Linked DNA regions of Homo sapiens: region 2 is linked to region 1. Evidence: read pairs that join two places in POLR2A ChIA-PET (ENCODE). Cell type or tissue: PC-9. All regions are shown on one strand. Each heading gives the region's core, and the rest is flanking DNA. Links, peaks and the distances in the headings are about the cores only. Region 1 holds the start of OVOL2 (ovo like zinc finger 2). Region 2 has its middle 62 kb from the start of ZNF133.

Region 1 (12,119 bases), core at 2,862-10,861:
CACCTAATAAGCCAAAATATTTAGGTCCTGAGCATCAACAGCTGCTAACATCAGAAAAAGAGAGATAACCAAATATTCAGTGCCTCTGATGAAGACAGATGCCCCACAGTGTGACATATTCTAGCTGAAATAAAATAGAGCTGACCAAGCAGGGAGAGTTGCATTATCCAATAGAACTTTTTGTGGTGACAGAAAAATTATATTCTGTACTGTCCAGTACATTAGCCTCTGGTCACACATGGCTACTAGCATTTGAAATGTCGCTAGTAGGACTGAAGAACTTAACTGTTATTTTGAGACAGGGTCTCGCTCTGTTGTCCAGGCTGGAGTGCAGTGGTGCAATCTTGGCTCACTGCAATCTCCACCTCCTGGGTTCAAGCGATTCTCCTGCCTCAGCATCCTGAGTAGCCTGAATTACAGGTGCATGCCACCAAGCCCTACTAATTTTTTTTGTATTTTTTTTTAATAGAGTCGGGGTTTCAACATGTTGGCCAGGCTGGTCTTGAACTCCTGACCTCAGGTGATCCGCCCGCCTCGGCCTCCCAAAGTGCTGGGATTACAGGCATGAGCTATGGCGCCTGGTCTAATTGTTAATTCTTAATTGACTATGGCTGTGATAGTCACATGTGATACTGGATGCTGCAGCTGCAGATCCAACTATCCGTTTAGAGAAAACCTAGGGGACTGAGAAACATTAGGCACATGGTGATGCGCTCAGCAAAATCCAGACTGTTGGGGACTCTACAAAACAAATCACCCATTTCTTCAACAATTAACTTGATGGAGGGAAAATGTATGAAATTAAAAGAGGCTCAAAAGACATGCCAATCAATTACAATGTGTGGACATTATGTGGACCTGATTAAGCAAACTGGAGGGGAAAAGTATTAATTTATGAGACAATTAGTAATGTGAACACAATTGGTAATGTGGGTGTGATCATGAATTTTGGTCTTTATCCACTAAACGCACATTCTGAACTATTTATGGTTGAAATGGTATGATGTCCTAGATTTGCTTCAGAATCATGCATGGGGCAAGGGGTGGGAGTGTGGCTGGGCAGGACTGGCCATGGGTTAATGGTTGTTGGGGCTGGGTGGCAGATACGTATGACTATGCCTTTGAGATTGTAAATAATACAAAGTGATGGGGGTATGGGGACTACTCCGTAGACACACATCTGCACCACTACAAGACTCGATAGAGAGCCGGGTAAAAGGCCAAGCATACTTTTGAAAGAATCTAAACTTAATTTATTTTGAAGAACCCATGGGAGAGGACAAAAAGAAAGAACAGAATAGGAAAGGGTGAGAGGACAAATTCACTTGGTACTCCATACTTGGACCTGGGTCCTACCAGCCAGAGAATCACGTATGAATACTATCAGCCAACTTCAGAGTTACTTACTTTCTAATAAGCCTCCAAAGGACAATGGTGATTAGTATTTCCTGGGTTTCTCTACCCCGCAGCTGAAGACCTGCAGATGGATCCAGCACAAAAGGGACCTGCCATGCACACTCTCTGGAATGTACATCATCTTCTCACCCTTATTTGTTTGGCAAATTACAGAATTCTCAGTAGTAAAGAGACAATTTCACAATCTGCCCTGAGGCACACCGTCAAAAGGCAGGTAGGCTGGGAAGGGCCAGCCACATTTCCTAATCTGCACCTCGGACTCCTTTTCCAGATCCACCCATCAACACGATCAAGTTAGTGAATCCCATGTCCTTACAGCCAACAAAATGTTGGGCATTAAAACTTGCTGTATGTCACTGTCAGCTAACTTCCTCTTGGGCAGTTTACACATGCACAGAAAGCTAAACACTTTACACCCACTATCTCATTTAATCTATGCAACTCTTCTAGGAGGCTGATTCTTTGAGTCCTCCACTTTACAGATCAAGGAACTGAGGCTCAGAAGAGATAATGATCCATGAACACAGCCGTTAAGAGGGACCCAAATGGCAGGGCGCGGTGGCTCACACCTGTAATCCCAGCACTTTGGGAGGCCAAGGTGGGCAGATCACCTGAGGTCAGGAGTTCAAGACCAGCCTGGACAACATGGCGAAACTTCGTCTCTATTAAAAATACAAAAATCAGCCAGGCTTTGTGGTAGGTGCCTGTAATCCCAGCTACTTGGGAGGCTGAGGCAGGAGAATCACTTGAACCTGGGAGGCAGAGTTTGCAGTGAGCTGAGATTGCGCAACTGTACTCCAGCTCCAGGCGACAGAGAGAGACTCTGTCTCAAAAAAAAAAAAAAAAAAGAGGAACCCGATTGAGGTTTTCCTTCTTACATCATCCAGAGCTTCTCCTCTGCCCAGCAGGAGCACCCATATTTCTTGGCTTGGCCCCTTCACCATCTCACCCTGTCCTGGTTACATTTCCAGCTCTTTACCGCCAACTCTCTCCCTGACCCCAGCAAGCCCTGTTTCCTATCTTCAGCCACCAGAGCTTCATCCTTTCTATGCTCCAGCTGCGGGACTCAGCCCACACTGCCCTCAGGCCCACCCGCCTCCCTTCTCCCCAGCCTTCAAATCCACATCAGGACACTTTCCCCACTCAAATCGGTCACGTCTTTGTTTGGAATTCTGGTTTCACATTCACTGTCCTGCAGCAGAGTTAATAATGTTTGTGTCTCCCTATTAACCTGAATACTATCTATGGTTATTGGGCACATACCATGTTCTACCCTCCACTCATTTATCCTCACGATGCTATCAAGTAGGTATCATTATCATCTTACAGATAAGGAAACCGAGGCTCAGAGGGGTGAGCCACTTGCTCAAGGTCCACAGCTAAGAAGTGACAAAGCCAGAGCTTATATGATTAACCGCTACTGCCAGATGATTCTGGAAGGAACACCAGGGTGGGAGCATTTTTACCTCCTGCTGCCTTGCACACCCCAGGTGTTAGACGGGCAGAGTGTTGCTTCTCTGTGCCAGGCAATAGCTCAAACCTGCCCTTCTTGTGGTCCTGGGAGCCCACTGCCTAAGAAACTAATTCTTGGCTGGATGCGGTGGCTCACGCCTGTAATCCCAGCACTTTGGGAGGCTGAGGCAGGCGGATCACCTGAGGTCGGGAGTTCAAGACCAGGCTGACCAACATGGAGAAACCCTGTCTCTACTAAAATTACAAAATTAGCCGGCGATGGTGGCGTATGCCTGTAATCCCAGCTGCTCGGAAGGCTGAGGCAGGAGAATCACTTGAACCCGGGAGGCAGAGGTTGCAGTGAGCTAAGATCCAGCCATTGCACTCAGCTAAGATCCAGCCATTGCACTCCAGCCTGGGCAACAACAGCGAAACTCCATCTCAAAAAAAAAAAAAAAAGAAAGAAAAGAAAAGAAAAGAAAAGAAACTAATTCTTAGAGAAATTGTGAGTTCAGCATGCCTTGGAAAGAACTTTATAATTATACAACGTGCTAAGTCACAGGCAATTTGGTCAGTCATTTGAAAACTGCCAATGCCATGGCTGATAATAATTCTGGAGGCTTGGAGCATATTAACACCAAAATGTTTCCTTTTTGGGGGTAGAGGCAGAAAGAGGGAACCTAAACATCCCCAGTAAATAAAAATTCCCCTGGAAACTATGGAAAGAAGACTCTTAACGGTTCAGGAGTGAACTGTGCCTCCCGCCCCCCTTCCCCCAGCACACAGGCAACTAATCTAGGAAATAAGATTGGTTTACGTCTTCCTTTAATCCAGGATTCCAACGGCCCTGTGTGCCTGAGGCAGAAGAGTTTGCCTAAAATATTTGTTAAGAGACTGGATGAGAATCTGTCACTTTCTCTCCAGGGGAATCTGGGCAATTGGGGGACAGAGGGGCAAACTAGCTGCAGAGGCTCCCAAAACAACGTTGCAATTGTCCTTCCAGCCTGGTGATAAATATGCAAGTGGGGCACTTTGTAGAATCTCCCGAAGGGCAGAGCTACCAGCCTCAGGCAAATTTTTCCCTCCCACTTAACCCCACCTGGCCCGGAAGAGCCTCAGGCCAGCTGACTTTGAACCTCACCCTCACACTTACCGCTAAGCTGCCGGCCCGCACGGTTTCGGCAGCTTCTTCTTTAAAGAGGTCTTTCCTTTGGATCCCAGCTGAAGCCTCAAACCTCAGTTCAAAACCAAATGCGCCTCAGCCCACCCCGGAGTCAAACCCTGGGAATACGCAATGTGCATAGGGGACCTCTCCCAGGAAAATGAGGGGTCCTTTCTCAATCCACAGCAAAGCCCAGGCTCTCCCTCCCCACCGCCCTCTACTCCCGGTCTGGGTGGCAGGAGGGCACCGGAGAGCCCTGGAATTACCACCTGCACCGGGGGTCTAGGGGGTGCACAGTGTAGCACTGCGGCCCACCAGGCTAGAAAGAGGGGCCAAGTGATCATAAACCACCACCTCCTAGCTCCAGCTGGCTGAGTCAGTGGAATGGGATTCCTAAACCTTGGTGGGTAGCGGATACCTTTGAGCAGACCATCATGGAAGTTCTGCCCGAAAGCGCAGGTGGGCGTCCAGAATGTTCGAGGGGGCCCCGAGGCGCGACCATAGATGGGAGGAAACACTCCAATCCACTGGGGTAGGGGCGCTCGAGAAATCTGTAGTTGAACCCTTTTACCCATCAATTTAATTCAAGATTGGAAAGATGACAGATCTAAAGTGCCGTGCACAAGCCTCCTGTCTGACAGACACTGGGAACCGGTTCATGTTGGGAGAGGCCCACTATGTGTCAAGCTGCCGCCCAGGTCCAGAACATAAGCATGGGGGGTGAACTCTCAGAATCGCGGCGCCAGGAACTGCGTCCCAGAGGGTGGAATTTCTGAGAGCGCTGAGGCTTCCTTTCCAACCTCAGGAACTCCGACGGCCTTGGTTATTCTACAGGCCTAGCGCACAGAACGGGCTGCTGGCGGAAGGCAGTGATGCCTGTGCCTTTTCGGCAGTTCCAGAGGCAGCACTCGGCATCAGGCGGGGCCACCGGGAGGACGGAGCCCACTCCGGGAACCGGCCGCCCCTGCGCAGCAGCTACCCTGCGGGCGGGAGGACGCGCCGAGGCGCCCTGGCCGCCGCCCAGGGGCAGGTGCAGGAGCGGCGCGGCGGGCGCGCTCGGGGCGCGGGTGCCGGGTTGCGCAGGCGGGCGCGGCAGGGAGGGGCGCCGGCCTCGGGAGCCCGACGCCAGGGCGTGGTGCAGGTGGCGGCGGGGGCAGAGTCGACACAGTACCTTGATTTTCGATCTGGCGACCGGGCGCTGCTTGGTCGCCAGGTGTCCATCGGGGCCCTCGGCGTCGCCGGGCTCGGGGGTTTCGCTCTCGGGGGCGTGCGGGGACGAGCTGCTCTCTGCTCCTCCAGGCTCCCCCGCGCTGCTGCTGCCGCTGCCGCTGCTGCTGCCGCCGTCGCTGCGGCAGTCCTCGGGGGGGTCGTGGAGCAGGCGGCCTAGGCCCACTGTGGAGGGAGGGGCCGCGCCCCGACACACACACTCGGCGTCAACCCGCACGCCCGCGGCAGTTTGACCTGCGGGCGGTGCTGCCGCCGCCCCGCCCCGGACCTGGGCACCTCGCCAAGTGGGCAACGTCGCGGGGGAGGCCAGTAAGCCCCGAATCGGCCCACAGAGCTAGCTTGGGGTGCTCGGAGCCTCTTTCCGGTCCCAGCCAAGGCGCCCACGAGGAACCGGGCGGCCACGAGCGGCGGAGGACCCCGCGCGCCAAGTTTCCTCTCAGGGCGGGGGAGGCGGATCTGACCTCTCCCCAGCTAGCCCCAGAAGGGTTGGCGAGCCTTTGTGCACCCCCATGAGGACGTGAGATTGGGGGTAGCCTCTGCTGGCTTTCAATCCCTTTCCTGGGCCACCTTGGCCCGCGCTGCAGCCAACGGTCCCGCCGCCGGGCAATTAGAGGCTCCCACTACGGGGAAGGGGGCGCCTAGAGTCTGGGGCATCCCAGTCCCTCATTGCCTGCCCTAACCCGCCTAGAAGACCCCCGCGTGCCCCCCGGAAGAGGGGGATGAGGTGGGGAGCCCGCCCCTGCCGATGAGCAGAGAAGACCCGCCACCCCTTCCCCCACCCCGGGAGCCCAGCGCCCAGGCCCGGCCCCCGCGCGCGCTCACCTGGGATGTAGGTGTCTGCCCTTTTCTCATCCGGGAGCTCATCCCAGCTGCGGACCGAGACCCCCAGGCTCCTCCTCTTCACCAGGAAGACTTTGGGCATGGTGGGGTCCCCTCTCCCGACTGCGGCCCCCTCCTCCCGGCTGCTCCCCGCTAGGGGCAACGGCGGCGGCTCCGTCCCCGGCTCCCGGCGGCCAGAGCCCACCTTCCCGCCTCGCCTGCCCTCTTCCTCCACCCCCCGCCGCGGCGCGGCCCAGGCCTCTCCCCCGCACGCCTGGCGACTCCCAGCCTCCCGGCTCGGCGACACCTATGCCTTAAATCGCGAGTGAGACCACGCCGGGGAAAAAGTTTCATAAGGTGGAATAGAAAAGGCACCAGGAAACTTGGGACTGAGCATGCGCCCTGCAACATAACGGTGTCAACAAGCTCGCTACCTGTCCGACCGGTTCCGGCGGCCGGGGCTGCCTGTTCCAGCCCTTCCTTAGGCATGAATGTTTGCAAAAGAATTTAAAGTCTGTTCTTCCCCCTCCTCTTTTTAAGAAAGGAAGAACATTTTTTAATCAACCCCCGCCCCATTCCCCCATCACCTGCACCTCGAGGCGAGCTCTTCGAGGTAAACCCCAGGTTCGCCTCCCAGGGCACCCCTCCGGTGAGTTGGGGCCTCCCACGAGTTGCCCCCCTCCCCCGCCCGGTGGATTTGTCTTCGACGAGCCAGAAAATGGCTCAGTTCCCCTGGACCTTGTGGAGCCTTCCTGGGGCTTGATGAAATCTGGGCGGTCAGAAGGGGGAGGCGGCGGGAGACTTCCAAGGATTCTGATTATTAATAATGGGGGGTGGGGGCTTAGGGGCTTAAGCTTTCCATCAGCTACAACACCCCCCCCCCATAAGCAGTAAAAATAAATTTAAAAATTCGGCATCTTTAGACCACGTTATTTTTCTGACTAGTATCATACAATCTAAGAAAAACAAGCCTTGCCCCGCCAAAGCAGCTTCTCCTCACAAGACGTTGCACCCCCCGAGAGCCCCCTCACCCCAAGTAAACACACAATAGAAACAAAAGCCAGGAGCATATTATGCAAATGCAGCTTCAAAACAAGCCCCCAATCCTCGCCCACTCCCACCGTTGCCTCTCCTAACCACCCGATCCCCAAATTCTGAGACTGGGAAATACCTTTCCAGGAAGCTAGCATAGTGAACATTGGCTACATCTTCTAGCCGCCCCTACCGGGGAGGTAGGAAAGCTTTGCATTTATTATTATATCTGTTTGTTCCTATCAACCTTTATGCCTGGAGGGGAGAGGGAGAGAAGGAGGGGGAGTTGGTAAAATATGCCAAGTTTGTAAAGCAGTTGTGCTCACGTTGCGGGGCGCGCTGCCCTTCCCAAGGCCTTGTTCGGGTGCGCCCAGGACAACCGGCACAGCCTCTTGTGTCGCTGCGGTCGCCCTCCTCCAGGAGGTCGTCAGACGTGTGCCAGCTGCCGGGTGCTGCGGGGGCGCGTCTGGTCAGGGATGCCCTGGAGCCCAAGGCTCACCCAACAGCCAGCCTCACCTGTCTGTAACCTGACCCTCCGCGCTCCCAGCCTACAGGGCCCGGGAATCAACACAGCGGTTTTCCCTGTTCCCTTCCGCCCTGAATGGCCCTTGGGGACACAACCGCCTGGTAACGGATTTCTCGGCGCTACTGGCGGACTCGCGCGGCGCAGGGAGCCGGGGCGCAGCTCTGCCGGGGCTGCGGGCGGGACCGGTGCGCGGCGCCTCTAGGTCTGCCCTCAAGGAGTCACCCTCTCTGGACTGAACTCTGAACTCCAGCTTTTCTCTAAGAAAAACCAGCTAAGAACGAAAAAGACTTTGATCCCGGTGAGCCGGAGGAGGAGGAGGAGGAGGAGGAGGAGGAGGAGGAAGACATTTCTGTAGCGGTGCAGGAAAACAAGGCTTCTTGTCTATGAGGCTGATGGGGCAGCTTCCGGGAGACTCTGCAGATGTATTTTTATCCACCAACAAACGGGATTTGCTAGAAAGAAGGAGCTTGGGTGAATGGAAGAGTAAAAATGAAGTACAACTATGAAGTTACAGAATTATTCCCAGTCTTTAAAAATCTTCAAAACTTCACTTCGTTCAGAACTTCCAATTATACAGAAGAGGCTGTCAACTCCATTAACAAAGCTTTTTTTTCCTTTCACTGGATTTCAAACCAGTGAGTGTCTTGACTACTTTGCCTATTTGTATTATTTTAAAAGATTATAGGATGATGAGGTATAAGGCTAGAAACCTCCAAAGCAATGCAACCTTTATAGGTTTGGGGATGAAGACTTAACAGGATAACAACCTTTTTATTCTATGGTCGTTGGATGCACACCTACTATATTTGCTGGGTGCTTCCTGAGGAGAAAGGAATTTAATGTGTTTTATTTCTCTCTTTTTTCTTGATCAGATGTGATAGGGGTCTATCAAAATTATTAACATGTACAAAGAACCAGCTTTTATCTTGGTTGACTTGCCTCCATTGTAAGGTCGGTTTTCTAAGTATTATGAGAGGAGTTGATAGAGTATCCCAGAAAGCAGGATAAGAAGTGAACCCAATTCTCCTTTTCTTGCACTACTATTATATGCTTATACACTGTTGGTGAGAATGCAAATTAATTCAGCCCCTGTGGAAAGCAGTTTGGAGATTTCTCAAAGAACTAAGAATAGAATTACCACTGGACCCACCAATCCAATTACTGGATATACAACCAAAGGAAAACAAATCGCTTTACCAATAAACACTTGTGTGTTTATTGCAGCACTATTCACAGTAGGAAAGACATAGTATCAACCCAGGTGCCCATCGATGGTGGACTCAATAAAGAAAATATGGTACATATACACCATGGAATACTATGCTGCCACAAAAAAGAATGAAATCACATATTTGCAGCAACATGGATGCAACTGGAGGCCATTATCTGGGCAAATTAACTCAGAAACAGAAAATCTAATACTGTAGGTTCTCAATTAGAAGTGGGAGCTAAACATTGGGTACACACAGATTCAAAGATGGGAACAGTTAACACAGGGGATTTCAAAAGTGGGGAGGGAGAGAGGGGGAAAGCCTTGAGAAACTACCTATCAGGTACTATGTTCACTATTTGTTTTTATTTTCATTTTATTTTTGAGACAGAGTTTCCCTCTGTCCCCAGGCTGGAGTGCAATGGTGAGATCTCAGCTCACTGCAACATCTGCCTCCTGGGCTCAAGCAATTCCCGTGCCTCAGTCTCCCAAGTAGCCAGGACTATGGGCATGCACCACCACACCTGGCTAATTTTTGTATTTTTGGTAGAGACAGGGTTTCACCATGTTAGCCAGGCTGGCCTCGAACTCCCGAGCTCAAGTGATCCGCCCCCCTCGCCCTCCCAAAGTGTTGGGATTATAGACATGAGCCACCACAACCGGCCTGTGTTCACTATTTGGGAGATAGGATCATTGGAAGCCCACACTTCAGCATCATGCAATTTACCCATGTAACAAACCTGCACATGTACCCCCGAATCTAAAATTAAAAAAGAAAAGAAAAAGTAAATAATGCTTTAAAGCTTTTTCACATTATTTCCTAAATACCTTTATTTACATTCATTTGGCAATATTATTTGTCCCATTTTTTAAGAAGGAGGGAAAATAGGCTATGAGAAACTAAGTACCATTCAAGTTCTGCTGGGCGCTGTGGCTCACGTCTGTAATCCTGGCACTTTGGGAGGCCAAGGCAGGCAGATCACCTGAGGTCAGGAGTTCCAGACCAGCCTGGCCAACATGGTGAAACCCCATCTCTACTAAAAATACAAAAATTTGCTGGGCATGGTGGTGCACACCTGTAATCCCAGCTACTCGGGAGGCTGAGGCAGAAGAATCACTTATACCTAGGAAGTGGAGGTTGCAGTGAGCCAAGATTGCCCCACTACACCCCAGCCTGGGTGACGGAGCAAGACTCTGTCTAAAAAAAGTCTCGCTGTGTTGCCCAGGCTGGAGTGCAATGGCGAGATCTCAGCTCACTGCAACCTCTGCCTCCTGGATTCAAGTGATTCTCCTGCCTCAGCCTCCTGAGTAGATGGGATTACAGGCGCCTGACACCACACCTGGCTAATTTTTGTATTTTTAGTAGAGATGGGGTTTCACCATGTTGGCCAGGCTGGTCTCGAACTCCTACCTTATGATCCACCCGCCTCAGCGTCCCGAAGTGCTGGGATTACAGGTGTGAGTCACTGTTCCCAGCCCAATTATTCTTCATATGCACATCCTCATATCTCATTTGCAACAAAGTCAGTTTAACTTATTTATTAAATAACAAACGATCTGCATAAGTTAAAAATATATAAAAGTAGACATTTATATCTGAGCCTCTTATTACATTAAGTACAAAATATACTTTTGATTGTCTTGTCAAACTGTAGAGATGTGTTGCTGAGATAGTGCAGGTACGTTTGGTAGAGTTGAGTGAATTCTGGGTGTAGCTACTGGCCTTGAAATAGATTCATTTCCATTCCTTCCACCTGGGATCGTGGCCTCTGCCTTATTTGGACGGAGCCCTCAGTATGAAAGCAATTTATCTGGCTCATATTACACAATGTGTTAAATACCTTGTTACCTCTTTAAATATAGACATTTTGGTCATAGTCAAAGTTGAATACTCAGAACTTAAAAACACACACAAGATGTTAATAAAAACAATTTCAATTTTAAAAAAAGAAGAAATGAATCCAATTCTTTACAAATCTCAAGACTGAAGTTGGAAGAGACAGGAGACATAATGTGGTCCATACCCCGCCCAATATTGGGGGTGAGGGGTCTGTACAGCATCCTTGGTAGGTATGTATCTAGCCCTGCTTGAATACTTCTAGTGTTGGGAAGCTCACTGTCTCAAAAAGCAACCTATTCTCTGGTTAGACAACAATGATGCTAGAAAGCTTTTCTTTCTGCTTGTGGAAATCTGCTTTCCTGCCCTTCCATCTCCCCTTTTATTCTGTCATCCAGGGCTGCTGAGACTCCCCCTGTACTCCCTCCCCCTGGTAGCTCTTCAAATTCTTGAAAGCAGCCATCTGCACCCTCACTTAAGACTTCTTTTCTCCAGTAATATATATTCAGGTTGAAAGGAGGCAGGTACAAACCTGCTCAGTGGCATCCCTGGAGCACACAGCAATAAGGAGAGGGTAAGATGTTGTTGAGAAAATATTCCTAAGGAAACTTTATTTAAACTTTTTTTTTTTTTAGACAGAGTTTCGCTCTTGTTCCCCAGGCTGGAGTACAATGGCACGATCTCGGCTCACTGCAACCTCCGCCACCCAATTTCAAGCGATTCTCCTGCCTCAGCCTCCCGAGTAGCTGGAATTACAGGCATGCACCACCATGCCCGGCTAATTTTTTGTATTTTTAGTAAAGACGGGGTTTCTCCATGTTGGTCAGGCTGATCTTGAACTCCCTACCTTAGATGATCCGCCCACCTCGGCCTCCCAAAGTGCTGGGATTACAAGCGTGAGCCACCGCGCCTCCCACCTAAACTTTTAATTGAAGTATAGTACAGTATTAGGAAAATGATATATTTTTACCCACTGAACTCACTAGTGGAAAAAGCACCCAAGTACAAGCCAAGGGTGCCTGCTCTCACCACCCCACTCACATTAGATTGCTTCCTTGCAGGTACAGCAAGGCAAAAAAGAAGAAATAAGAGTATAAGGATTATAAGGGAAAACAACAAAACTACTATTGTTTGTAGTCAGCATCACTGTCTACGGAAAACCCAAAAGAATCTATAGATAAATTATTAGAATTAATAAGAGACTTTAGCAAGATTGCAGTGTAGAAAATCTGAGTGTGGGCTGGGCACAGTGGCTCATGCCTGTAATTCCAGCACTTTGGGAGGCCAAGGTGGGCAATCACAAGGTCAAGAGATTGAGACCATCCAGGCCAACACGGTGAAACCCCGTCTCTACTAAAAAATACAAAAATTAGCTGGGCATGGTGGCGCATGCCTGTAGTCCCAGCTACTCGGGAGGCTGAGGCAGGAGAATCACTCG
Region 2 (12,119 bases), core at 1,702-9,701, 170 kb after region 1:
TCACTGGCCAGGATCACGGGCACAGTCCTGCGCTCTGTGGTGGCTCCTCACAGCCCTGCTCCAGACTCCCGTGCAGGCATCTAGTGGGACACGGCAAACTCAGGCTGCAAGGACATCCGGGCCCAGATGAGGAGAGTTTTCTGTGCTTCCCCTACGACAGCAACCTGCTGACTGAGAGATCCACCTCCAAAACCCCTCGGTGGTGTTCTTCTACATGGCCCGCCTGCAGGCAAGAAGTGATGGAATTTATGTTGTCATGGAAGTTAATGTTTCAACTCAAGAAGAGAAATAACCTATCGACATTATCTGATGACAAATTACAAGAGTGTTTCCCATCCCCACAGTATAAAAAGGTTATTTGCATAGGTGCAAAAGAAAATGGTTTGCCACTGGAGTACAAAAAGAAGTTAAAAGCTGTGGGACCAAATGACCGTACAGGAAAGGTCTCAGAAGAAATTGAAGACATCATCAAAAAGGAATCACGAACTCATTAGAACATAACAGAATATATCTAAGGATATTCCATGTACTAATGTAAAATACCATTTGAAAACAGGGATCTGGAGGATCTCCATGTTTGATCCATCTTCAACCGTGCTCTGAAGAAATATCGCACGTGGGTGATTCTTGTTTTCAGACTATAAAAATAAACTGGTTTAGGAGTTAAGCAATGTTATAAAAGAGGGTGATTACCTAGCACTTTGGGAGGCCGAGGTGGGCGGATCACTTGAGGTTAGCAGTTCGAGACCAGCCTGGCCAACATGGTGAAACTCCATCTCCACGAAAAATACAAAAATTAGCCAGGTGTGGTGGCACATGCCTGTAATCCCAGCTACTCAGGAGTCTGAGGCAGGAAAATCGCTTGAGGCAGAGGTTGCAGTGAGCCGAGATTGTACCACTGCACTCCAGCCTGTGCGACAGAGTGAGACTCTGTCTCAAAAACAAAAAACAAAAAAACAGAAACAAAAACAAAAAAAGAGGACGATGAGGCCCTGGAATGTGTGACAAATGCATGTGAGTACCCCTTCGGTAAACACTTGAAGCTATTATTCTCTTGAGTTGATCTTCAGTGTTTCCTTGTTCTGGCAAAGGATAGATTTGCAGCTTGCTTGATGATGATACTGATGGTGCTGGTAAATTGCTCTGCTCTGGGTTTTAAAAAAATCAGCTTAATGAGAGTAAGTAATCTGCAGACAATTGATAATAACATTTTGAAACTGGAAAGATGGTATACTGTTTTTAGAGGAATAAATCTATTTGTGGTTAAAAAAATAAATAAAATTAGCCAGGTGTGGTGGTGGCGTGCATCTGTACTCCCACATACTCAGGAGGCTAAGGTGGGAGGATGGCTTGAGCCCAGGAATTCAAAGCTGCAATGAACTATGAATGCACCACTGCATTCCAGCCTGAATGACAGACAGAGACTCTGTGTCTAAAAAAAACCCCAAAAGCCAAAACAAAATAAAAAAAATGTTTGTTGAATGCATAATAACTTTTGATACTTTCCCTCAAAATGCAAGTTAGGAAATGAAGACACAGAACATCCCTCCCTCTGTTTCTCCTGAGTGCATTCAGTGCATCCCCTCAGTCTATCCTGTGCATCTGATTTATTTGAGAGGCTCTGCTCTGGGTGGCCCCACTGAAGACAGAGCATTTACCCCACTCAGAGTTTTCAAAAAGTTTTCATATGCACTTTCCCATTTGATATTCACAACCTCCCTGTGAGGGCCCATGTATCTATCCCCATCTCATAGACATTCATTGGACCTTGCTGGGAACATAGCCAGGAACCAACAAATGTTAATTACTCTTATTTTTCATGTCTTCTTTCCCATGTCTTCAATTGCCAAGCTACATTAATTAAATTTTTGCCTGTGACACTTTGTGCAATGAAACAAAGGTTGTAAATATAAATCAATTAATATTTGTTAGACACTTACAGGCTTGCAATGCCCCAGCCACCATATAATAGATACCAATCAGTAAATAAATAAATAAATAAGGAAGAAAGGGCAGCTTTTGCTTATGGAAGAATTATAATTAATATGTGTAGAAGGAATGAGGAAAATAGAAAATCACTGAGAAAAGCACAGTAATAATTGTTGGACTCACCAATGAATTCTAAAAGTATTCAGCAAAAGTTTGAGGAAAAACAGGATATTTGCAGACTCAAGTGTGTTCCCCAAAATGTTTATTAATTACAAAGAGAAATATAGTAATTTCAGAGCAGACAAATCCAAGCAGATCAGGGAGACATGACTACAAAGTTTAGTTTACTTTATATAAAACAAATAGGTTAAAGAAATATCAGCAAACATTTTTGTCAGTTTTTCCCCAAATCAGATGTTTCACAGATGTGCCATCTGATTGTAGGGAGCACTTATAAGCCCCAAAAATATTGTACCAATGAGGTGAGTGATAATTCCCATTCTTACTGAATTTCTTCTTGCCTGCCGGCTGGCTTCTCTAAGGTTTAGCCAGTTTTTTATTTTATGCTGTGTAATTTCTCCTTTACATAGATTATATGGAAACATCTCCATACAGTGAAGAATCATAAATTCCTGTTTCAGTAAACTCCAAATTAATAACTTCTAAAGATTTTATTTACCTGACAATTGAATATAATTCAGCCTGATATTGACTTCATAAACATCATCATGGATAGTAGAGAAAACATGCTATCAGAGAAATTAAACTGTTTTCACAATCCTGGGTTTGAAGCTCACTGACCTGAGCAATTGCCTAGAAAATCTGAGATTCTAAATTTTAAATTTAATCAAATATTTTATGAAACCATAAGAACGCAAGAAAAAGGGGATACTGAGAAGCAAAAATCAAATGAAACAAAAAAAAGCAAATAGCAAAATAGCAGCAACTCAAACTATATTAATAATCACATCAAATATAAATGGACTAAATAGTCAAAAGGCAGAGATTATCAAACTAGTTATAAAAGTAAGAGCTAACTATATACTGTCTATTAGAGATGCAATTTAAGGTTAACCAACCCACATGGCTGAATGTCCTTACTTGGGAAAGAATATCCTAGAATGGCCACATCTTGGGAACTGAGGGACACATTATCAAAATTGAGCAGATTTCTGTAAAAGTAAAGGGATTCAAGGGAAGGGGACCTACACTTTACCTCTTGATGGGAGGAGAATCAAAAAATTTGTGGCCATTGAAAAAAACTGTTACAAGGGTAAAACTACCTATGTATACATTGGTTATGAGGATTAGAATTGAACGTAATGCATGTATTGGACACATGAACGAGAGGTTACTAGTATAATTATTATGGCTGTTAAAATAGTGAATGATTGGAATGCAGTCTGGTCAGGTTGTTTTTTTAGCTTTAACCATCAGAACTTCAATATCATGTGGCATCTCAGCAGGAGATGTTCAGTAGCTTATTGCCTTGGGTCAGGTGCCCCAGAAGCAGACTCTTAATTGCAGAGTTGAATGTAAGCGACTCATTAAGGACATGCTCACAGGAAGGCTGATGTGGAAGTAGGGATGGGCAAAGCAAATGTATGCTTTCAGGCAAAGTCCTGTGGCTCCAGCGTGATCCTACAGGGGAACTCAGGAGTGTGAGTTATGCCTCAGAGTTTCCCTGACTCCAAGCAAAGGAAGTGGGCTGTCACACGCCTGCATCCTTCAGACTTTGGCCATGAACTGCCCCAGATAGAGGATATAAACTCACAGGCACTTCTAGCAACCTGAGTGTGGAAAAAGTGGCTCCAGTAGCCCGAGAAAAGACTTCCAAGAAGAGTCTCTGGTGTGAGTCGTGGGGTGCATACTCAAGGGAGTACAGACAAAACAGTTAAAGGGATCTGCAAGGGTCTGGCCAGAGCCCTGGCAGTGTCTACTGCACTTATTAATATTTATTATGCTGAATAGACATTAGGTTGGAGACTCTCAGCTAACACCCAGCTTGCCTGCTACAGGGCAGGGTCTTCTTTCATGTTTGTTAGGAAAGAAATCTAACATCTTGACGGGCCACCATGTGTGAGGCCACACAATAAACAATTTAAAAAACACGACCTCATTCACTCTTTAGATGGCCTTAGGAAGAGAGTTTCATATCCTTCTTTGAAGGATGAAGAATGCTCTAGAGAGACTTAGGATCTTGCCCAACGTCAAGTAGATAATAAATGGCGAAGCTGAGATTTGTACGCATGTGTGTCTGGCTCCCTGGCTGTTTCCTGAGAACTTGCTTGGGAAATAGAAAACCTTTATGAAATCCTCAGAGACCCTGAAAATTGTCTTCTCAAAATAATTTTACAACAAACTACAGTGAACCTATGTCCATTGCTGCTGTGTTCATTTTCTAGAGCTGCCATAACAACAAACTGGGTGGCCGAAAACGATGGAAATTTGTTTTCTCACAGTTCTGGAGGCCAGGAGTCCAAAACCCAAGGTGTTGGCACAGCCGTGCTCCCTCTGAGGGTGCTAGGGAAGGAAATGCTCCAGGCCTCTCTCCCGGCTTCTGGAAGCCTTAGTCTTTCTGGGGCAGTAGCTGCTTCACGTGATCCTCTGTAATCACACAGCGTTCTCCCTGTGTCTCCACACCATTGCCCTCTGCATGTATGTTCAAATTTGCCTTTTTTACAAGGGTACCAGTGACCCCATCTTAACTTAGCTAAATCTGCAAAGATTCTATTTCCAAGTAAGCTCACAATCTGAGATACTAGAGATAGGATTTCAACATATGTTTTTTGAGGAATACAATTCAACCCATAGCAGCTGCCCACAAGAGACCATGTCTCTAAATAAATAAACAAAACAACAAAACAATGCTTTCTTTACAGAAATCTCTCTCAGTGGCTGGGAAGACAGTATACCAAAAGCCCAGGTTTAACTTGATTTGATGGGTGATCCTAGGAATTTTTGTTCTTTGTATGCAACTTCCTATTGGCTAATAGGACCCAAAAAAAATCCATTTCAGGGACTCAGAGGGTAGGCGGTGTCTGTGTATCAGCCTGGCCTTATGCCCCCTCGGAGCCCCAGGCTGACTCATGGCAGGGTTCTCTCAGCTCAGCCCTCGTGCTTTCTTTGTTTCTCTTGTTGTTGAGCACAGCCTGGTTTTCCTGCCGGCTCCCACAGAGAGTGTGCCCTGTCCCACATCTCTGACGAGCTGACAATACAGAGCTGCAGGCTGGAGCCCCTGAGGACTGAGAGTATACTGACCTCTAACTTCTTCACCCTTGTCTGCAAGAAAAGAAAGCCTCTGAGCTGCAGGGTGGCAGGTCCTGGCTGTGTCATGATTCTTGAATCACAGATGTTTTTCTTGGCTGAATGCCGGGGCCAAACTATCCAGGGAACACTGGTGGGGCAGGGAAAAAAAAGAAGAAAGCCCTAAGTTTGTTTTCTTTGCTGTCTTTTTCATCCAGATTTAAACAGTGTCAAGGCTAAGACTGAGCAGATCTAGGGACAAACAGCAACAACCACCATCTGGAAAATCAGCGGGCAAGGTGCTCTGGCTAGGCCAGCAGGCACAGCAGCCCTTCAGAGGTGGTGACATTTGACTCTCGGCATAATCCCCCGTGTCCTGCCATTCTTTTGCTTACCTTTCCCATTCTGGGGTCTGCACTAAGGTCTGGAATTGAGAGCTGCTATATAGGACCTGATGTTAGCAGGCGTGTGCCCCAACTGTTTTCTCCAGTATCCTAAAAGAAGAGAAACCCCAAGCCAGCTACATGGATAATTCTTCTCTGGCCAAGAAAGAAAAATGCTCGCATGGATTATGCATTTTCAGAAGGAACCGTGCATTCTCAGAAGGGTGTTTTTCCTTTGCCAAGCTCTGTGCTGGGTTTTTCCTGTGCTGGGCTCAGACAGTGTTTGGCACAGAGTAGTCATTCATTTCACAAGTATGTATTGAGCACGTGTGATGTATTGTTCTAGGTGTTACTTAAATGGACAAAAGAGTAAAATAAAACCATAGTATCTAAACTAATTACAGAGTTTCTAAATGTTGGTGACATAGAGGCCTGGGACATTATTTTAGCTCTGTCATGTAGAGATCAATAGTGATAATTTGTTTTGTTCATGATTAATTAGACAGCAATATCATTGATGCTTCTATTCCAGAGCTGAGGCACCTTATGGTGCCAGTAAGGAGGGAAATGCCAGGAAAAAAAGGGTGAGGACAGTCAAAGGGCACAGGAATCAACCTGAAAGAGCTCCTAATGGCCAAAGCTGAAGCAATTTAAGACTTAAAAAAAGTAATGTTGGATTATAACCATAGAATAAACATCCATGAGTCCATACTGATACCAGTAAGTTTTTAAAAATCAGTAAATAAATAAATAAGGAAGAAAGAGCAGCTTTTGCTTATGTGTAGAAGGAATGAGGAAAATAGAAAATCACTGAGAAAAGCACAATAATAATTGTTGGACTCACCAATGAATTCTAAAACTATTCAGCAAAAGTTTGAGGACAAACAGGATATTTGCAGACTCAAGTATGTCCCCCAAAATGTTTATTAATTACAAAGAGAAATATAGTAATTTCAGAGCAGGCAAATCCAAGAGACACCACCTTAACTAGGTGATCAAAGATACTGAGAAGTGACAGCGTGCTGGCAGCCCTCACAGCCCTCGCTCGCTCTGGGTGCCTCCTCGGCCTTGGCACCCACTCTGGCCCTGCTTGAGGAGCCCTTCAGCCCGCCACTGCACTGTGGGAGCCCCTTTCTGGGCTGGCCAAGGCCAGAGCTGGCTCCCTCAGCTTGCAGGGGAGTGTGGAGGGAGAGACGCGAGCTGGAACCAGGGCTGCGCACGGTGCTGGCGGGCCAGCTGGAGTTCCGGGTGGGCGTGGGCTTGGCGGGCCCCGCACTTGGAGCAGCCAGTCGGCGCTGCCGGCTCCGGGCAATGAGGGGCTTAGAACCCAGGCCAATGGCTGCGGAGGGTATGTTGGGTCCCCCAGCAGTGCCGGCCCACCGGCACTGCGCTCGATTTCTCACCGGGCCTTAGCTGCCTCCCTGCGGGGCAGGGCTCAGGACCTGCAGTCCACCATGCCTGAGCCTCCTCCTCCTCCGTGGGCTCCTGTGCGGCCTGAGCCTCCCCGACGAGCGTGGCCCCCCGCTCCACAGCGCCCAGTCCCATCGACCACCCAAGGGCTGAGGAGTGCAGGCGCACGGCGCGGGACTGGCAGGCAGCTCCACCTGCTGCCCTGGTGCTGGATCCACTGGGTGAAGCCAGCTGGGCTCCTGAGTCTGGTGGGGACTTGGAGAACTTTTATGTCTAGCCAAGGGATTGTAAATACACCAATGGGCACTCTGTATCTAGCTCAAGGTTTGTGAATGCACCAATCAGCACCCTGTGTCTAGCTCAGGGTTTGTGAATGCACCAATCAACACTCTGTATCTAGCTATTCGGGTGGGGACTTGGAGAACCTTTGTATGGACACTCTGTATCTAGCTAATCTAGTGGGGACGTGGAGAACCTTTGTGTCTAGCTCAGGGATTGTAAATGCACCAATCAGCACCCTGTCAAAACAGACCACTGGGCTCTCTGTAAAATGGACCAATCAGCAGGATGTGGGTAGGGCCAGATAAGAGAATAAAAGCAGGCTGCCAGAGCCAGCAGTGGCAACCTGCTCGGGTCTCCTTCCACGCTGTGGAAGCTTTGTTCTTTCGCTTTTCGCAAATCCTGCTGCTGCTGCTCACTCTTTGGGTCTGCACTACCTTTATGAGCTGTAACATACGCCGTGAAGGTCTGCAGCTTCACCCCTGAAGCCAGCGAGATCGCAAACCCACCGGGGGGAGCGAACAACTCCAGACGCGCGCCCTTAAGAGCTGTAACACTCACTGCGAAGGGCTGCAGCTTCACTCCTGAGCCAGCGAGACCACGAACCCACCAGAAGGAAGAAACTACGAACACATCCGAACATCAGAAGGAACAAACTCTGGACACGCCGCCTTTAAGAACTGTAGCACTCACCACGAGGGTCCGCGGCTTCATTCTTAAAGTCAGTGAGACCAAGAACCCACCAATTCCGGACACAATGCCATCACCAGTAAGAAGATACATCAACATGATGTTCCCTCAGTAGGATGCAGGGAGAAGGAACAATGCCACCTGTGGTTTCCTGCCCAAAATGAATAGACTCCATCTAACGCCGAGACACACCCACGTTGAGAGATATTCTACGAAATCAGTGACCAGTACTTTTCAACAGTGGCAAAGTCATGAATGACAAGGGAAGACTGAGGGACTGTCACAGGTTTTAGGAGATTAAGGAGACATGACATCTATATGTGATAGTGGGAAAACTGTTGAAGCCCAAATAAAGTCTGCAGCTATGTTAATAGTATAGTACCCATGTCCATTTAGAATTTTTTTTTTTTTTTTTTTTTTTTTTTTTGAGACTTGAGACTCTCTCCATCACCCAGGCTGGAGTGCAGTAGGGCGATCTCGGCTCAGTGCAAGCTCCGCCTCCCAGGTTCACGCCATTCTCCTTCCTTAGCACCCCCTTCCCTCTTCCCCACCCCCCCACCCCCGCCATCAACTGGGACTACAGGCACCCGCCACCACGCCCAGCTAATTTTTTGTGTTTTTAGTAGAGACGGGGTTTCACTGTGTTAGCCAGGATGGTCTCGATCTCCTGACCTTGTGATCCGCCCGCCTTGGCCTCCAAAAGTGCTGGGATTACAGGCGTGAGCCACCGCGCCCAGCCTAGAAAAAAATTTTTTATAGTAAATAATCAAACAAGAATGTACATTTCTTAATTTTAATGTGGTTATACCAGATGTTGATATTGGGGGTAAAGGAGAACTCTACTATCTGCAACTTTTCTGTGAGCCTAAAACTGTTCTTTTTAAAAGCAAGAATACATTTGACGCTCAGTGCAGTGTCTCACACCTGTAATCCCAGCAGTTTGGAAGGGCGAGGGAGGCAGATCACCTGAGGTCAGGAGCCTAGCCAACATTATGAAACCCTGTCTCTACTAAAAATATAAAAACCAGCTGGACATGGTGGCAGGCACCTGCAGTCCTAGCTACTCTGGAGACTGAGGCAGGAGAATCCCTTGAACCCAGGAGATGGAGGTTGCAGTGAGCCGAGATCACTGTGCACTCTGCACTTAACTTTTTCAGAACAAAATACTGTATAAGCCACACTACCCCATACAAAGAACTGTAATTATTTGTAATTCTTATGAACTAGGTATTCATTTGTACAAATCTGGAAAGCCAGTGGGCGACAGAGTGAGACTCCGTCTCAAAAAAAACAAACAAAAAAAGGATACATTTGAAATCAGGTCTATTTTAGATTCCATAGAAAAAGATTTACTTTTAAAGATTCAGAATGGCCGGGTGTGGTGGCTCACACCTGTAATCCCAGCACTTTGGGAGGCCGAGGCAGCCAGATCATGAGGTCAGGAGATCGAGACCATCCTAGCTAACACGGTGAAACCTCGTCTCTACTAAAAGTACAAAAAATTAGCCAGGTGTGGTGGCGGGCGCCTGTAGTCCCAGCTACTCGGGAGACTGAGGCAGGAGAATGGCGTGAACCCAGGAGGCGGAGGTTGCAGTGAGCGGAGGTTGCAGTGAGCCAAGATTGTGCCACTGCACTCCAGCCTGGGCAACAGAGCAAGACTCCCTCTCAAAAAAAAAAAAAAAAAGATTCAGAATGGGCTGGGCGTGGTGGCTCACGCCTGTAATCCCAGCACTTTGGGAGGCCGAGGTGGCAGATCACCTGAGGACCAGCCTGGCTAACATGGTGAAACCCTGTCTCTACTAAAAATACAAAAATTAGCCAGGCATGGCGGCACCCACCTGTAATCTCAGCTACTCAGAAGGCTGAGGCAGGATAATCACTTGAACCTGGGAGGCGGACGTTGCAGTGAGCGGAGATCATGCCATTGCACTCCGGCCTGGGCGACAGAGAGAGACTCCGTCTCAGGAAAAAAAATAAAAAACAAAGATTCAGAATGATCTGGTTTTATAAAGCATGTGTTTATCATGAACTTGGTGTATTTAAGAGCGTAAACCCGTGTGTCTGTGAAAGGCTAAACCGGCTGTCAAGGTAACTGAGCCTTTGTTCTTGCTTTGCCCCTTTCTGACTCAGCATTACCAGGTCATCTTGGCTTTCCAGATTTGTACAAATGAATACCTAGTTCATAAGTATTACAAATGATTACAATTCTTTGTATGGGGGTAATGTGGCTTATACAGTATTTTGTTCTGAAAAACAAAGTAATACAAAAACTAGTCAGTGGTGTGAATTTTGTTTACCTGAAATCAGATGTCATGTTGATCACGTAACTTCTTCTGGCCTAACATTGACGCATTGATATCCTCAGACCAGGTCCAGAGAGGCCACTTCCCATAATACCAGGCTTTCATTACTGGCACCAAATTGGTGGGGAGAAAAAAGAAAGAAGGGATTTCTTTCTACTAAATAAACTCTTAGGACCTTCTGAGAGAAAGGATCAAATCTCAGGTAACCAGAAAGGTCACTGTGATTATGAAAATCATAGCAACCAATGGTTAAGCAGAAATGTAGATGACGCCATTTCTATTGTATCCATGTAACTACTGAGAAGAGTTAAATATTTCCTACTTCTACTGTCTGTGTACTTCTCAAAGAAACCTTTTTTTCAGTTGTTTTTTTTTTTTTTTTGGAGACTGAGTCTTGCTCCGTCGCCCAGGCTGGAGTGCAGTGACACAATCTTGGCTCACTGCAACCTCTGCCTCTCGGGTTCAAGCGATTCTCCCTGCTTCAGCCTCCCGAGTAGCTGGGACTACAAGTGCGTGCCACCGTGCCCGGCCTTTTAGTCTTTTTTAAAAAAAAATTTTGTATTTCCATAGTTTTTTTGGGGGGGAACAGGTGGTGTTTGGTTCCATGAGTAAGTTCTTTCGTGGTGATTTCTGAGATTTTGGTGCACCCACCACCCGAGCAGTGTACACGGAACCCAATTTGTAGACTTTTATCCCTCACCCCCTTCCCACCCTTTCCCCCTGGAGTCCCCACTGTCTATTGTATCATTATTATGCATTTGCGTCCTCATAGCTTAGCTCCCACTTACGAGTGAGAACATACGATGTTTGGTTTTTCCATTCCTGAGTTACTTCACTTAGAATCATAGTCTCCAATCCCATCAAAGTTGCTGGGAATGCCATTAATTCATTCCTTTTTATGGCTGAGTAGTATTCCATCACATATATATACCACAGTTCAAATAAACCTTTATTTTTAAGAATGCTGTATTTCTGGCCAGGCACAGTGACTCACGCCTGTAATCCCAGCACTTTGGGAAGCCAAGGCGGATGGATCACAAGGTCAAGAGTTCAAGACCATCCTAGCCAACATGGTGAAACCCCATCTCTACTAAAAATACAAAAATTAGCCAGGAGTGGTGGCATGTGCCTGTAGTCCTAGCTATTAGGGAAGCTGAGGCAGGAGAATCACTTGAACCCGGGAGGCGGAGGTTGCAGTGATCTGAGATTGCACCACTGCACTCCAGCCTGGGTGACAGAGCGAGACTCTGTCTCAAAAAAAAAAAATTGCTGTATTTCTTAACCAGGCACAGTGGCTCATGTTTGTAATCCTAGCACTTTGGGAGGCCGAGGCAGGCAGATCACTTGAGGCCAGGAGTTCAAGACCAACCTGGCCAACATGGTGAAACCCTGTCTCTACTAAAAATACAAAAATTAGCTGGGCGTCGTGGTACATGCTTGGAATCCCAGCTACTTGGAAGGCTGAGGCATGAGAATCACTTGAACGCAAGAGGTGGAGGTTGCAGTGAGCCAAGATCATGCTACTGCACTCCAGCCTGGGTGATGGAGTGACACTCTGTCTCAAAAAGAAAAAAAAGAAAAATGCTGTATTTTTAACAACATGTGCTATGTGTTCTTTCTTGGTCTATGAATAATAACCCTTATTGTGTAGGGAAAATGTGGCTGCAGCCAGGGTCACCATCGACACTTGTGCATACTGTGCACTACAAAATGCACCCAGCTGAGGGACAAGTAGGGGCTGACATCTGTCTTCCTCTCTGCTCCCCACGCTGCATGCCTGTGGGGCTGTAACTACCCAGAGGAATGCATGTCTTTTTCTAATTACACAAAGGTGCCAACTGGCTGTTAGCTCTACTCGTAGGTGTAGTGTATGTGTAAT

Evidence for each region. ChIA-PET counts read pairs that join two places held together with the same protein. Peaks named below come from ENCODE experiments on the same cell type or tissue, not always from the same donor. Only the 100,000 strongest peaks of a DNase experiment are listed, where the experiment ranks them.
Region 2: POLR2A ChIA-PET joins it to region 1 with 17 read pairs; 3 of 35 experiments call an interaction of 5 or more read pairs at or near these places.

The regions. Positions count from the first base shown.
Region 1 is chr20:18,051,456-18,063,574 of GRCh38, forward strand. OVOL2 (ovo like zinc finger 2) reads right to left here and starts at 6,461. Exons shown (of 4, transcript NM_021220.4): 1 at 6,080-6,461; 2 at 5,202-5,422. The coding sequence starts at 6,179. RefSeq lists enhancers at 2,038-2,538, 4,866-5,653 and a silencer at 5,055-5,144. In PC-9, for the core only: CTCF peaks have their summits at 7,481, 7,685 and 7,885; DNase peaks (open chromatin) are centred at 6,516 and 7,636; H3K4me3 peaks cover 3,850 bases; H3K27ac peaks cover 1,355 bases.
Region 2 is chr20:18,220,020-18,232,138 of GRCh38, forward strand. It overlaps the pseudogene GGCTP2. Among named protein-coding and RNA genes, the nearest start is that of ZNF133, 62 kb to the right of the region's middle. RefSeq lists an enhancer at 5,292-5,791. In PC-9, for the core only: no CTCF peak of the experiment used is centred there; DNase peaks (open chromatin) are centred at 3,452 and 5,092; H3K4me3 peaks cover 883 bases; H3K27ac peaks cover 2,459 bases.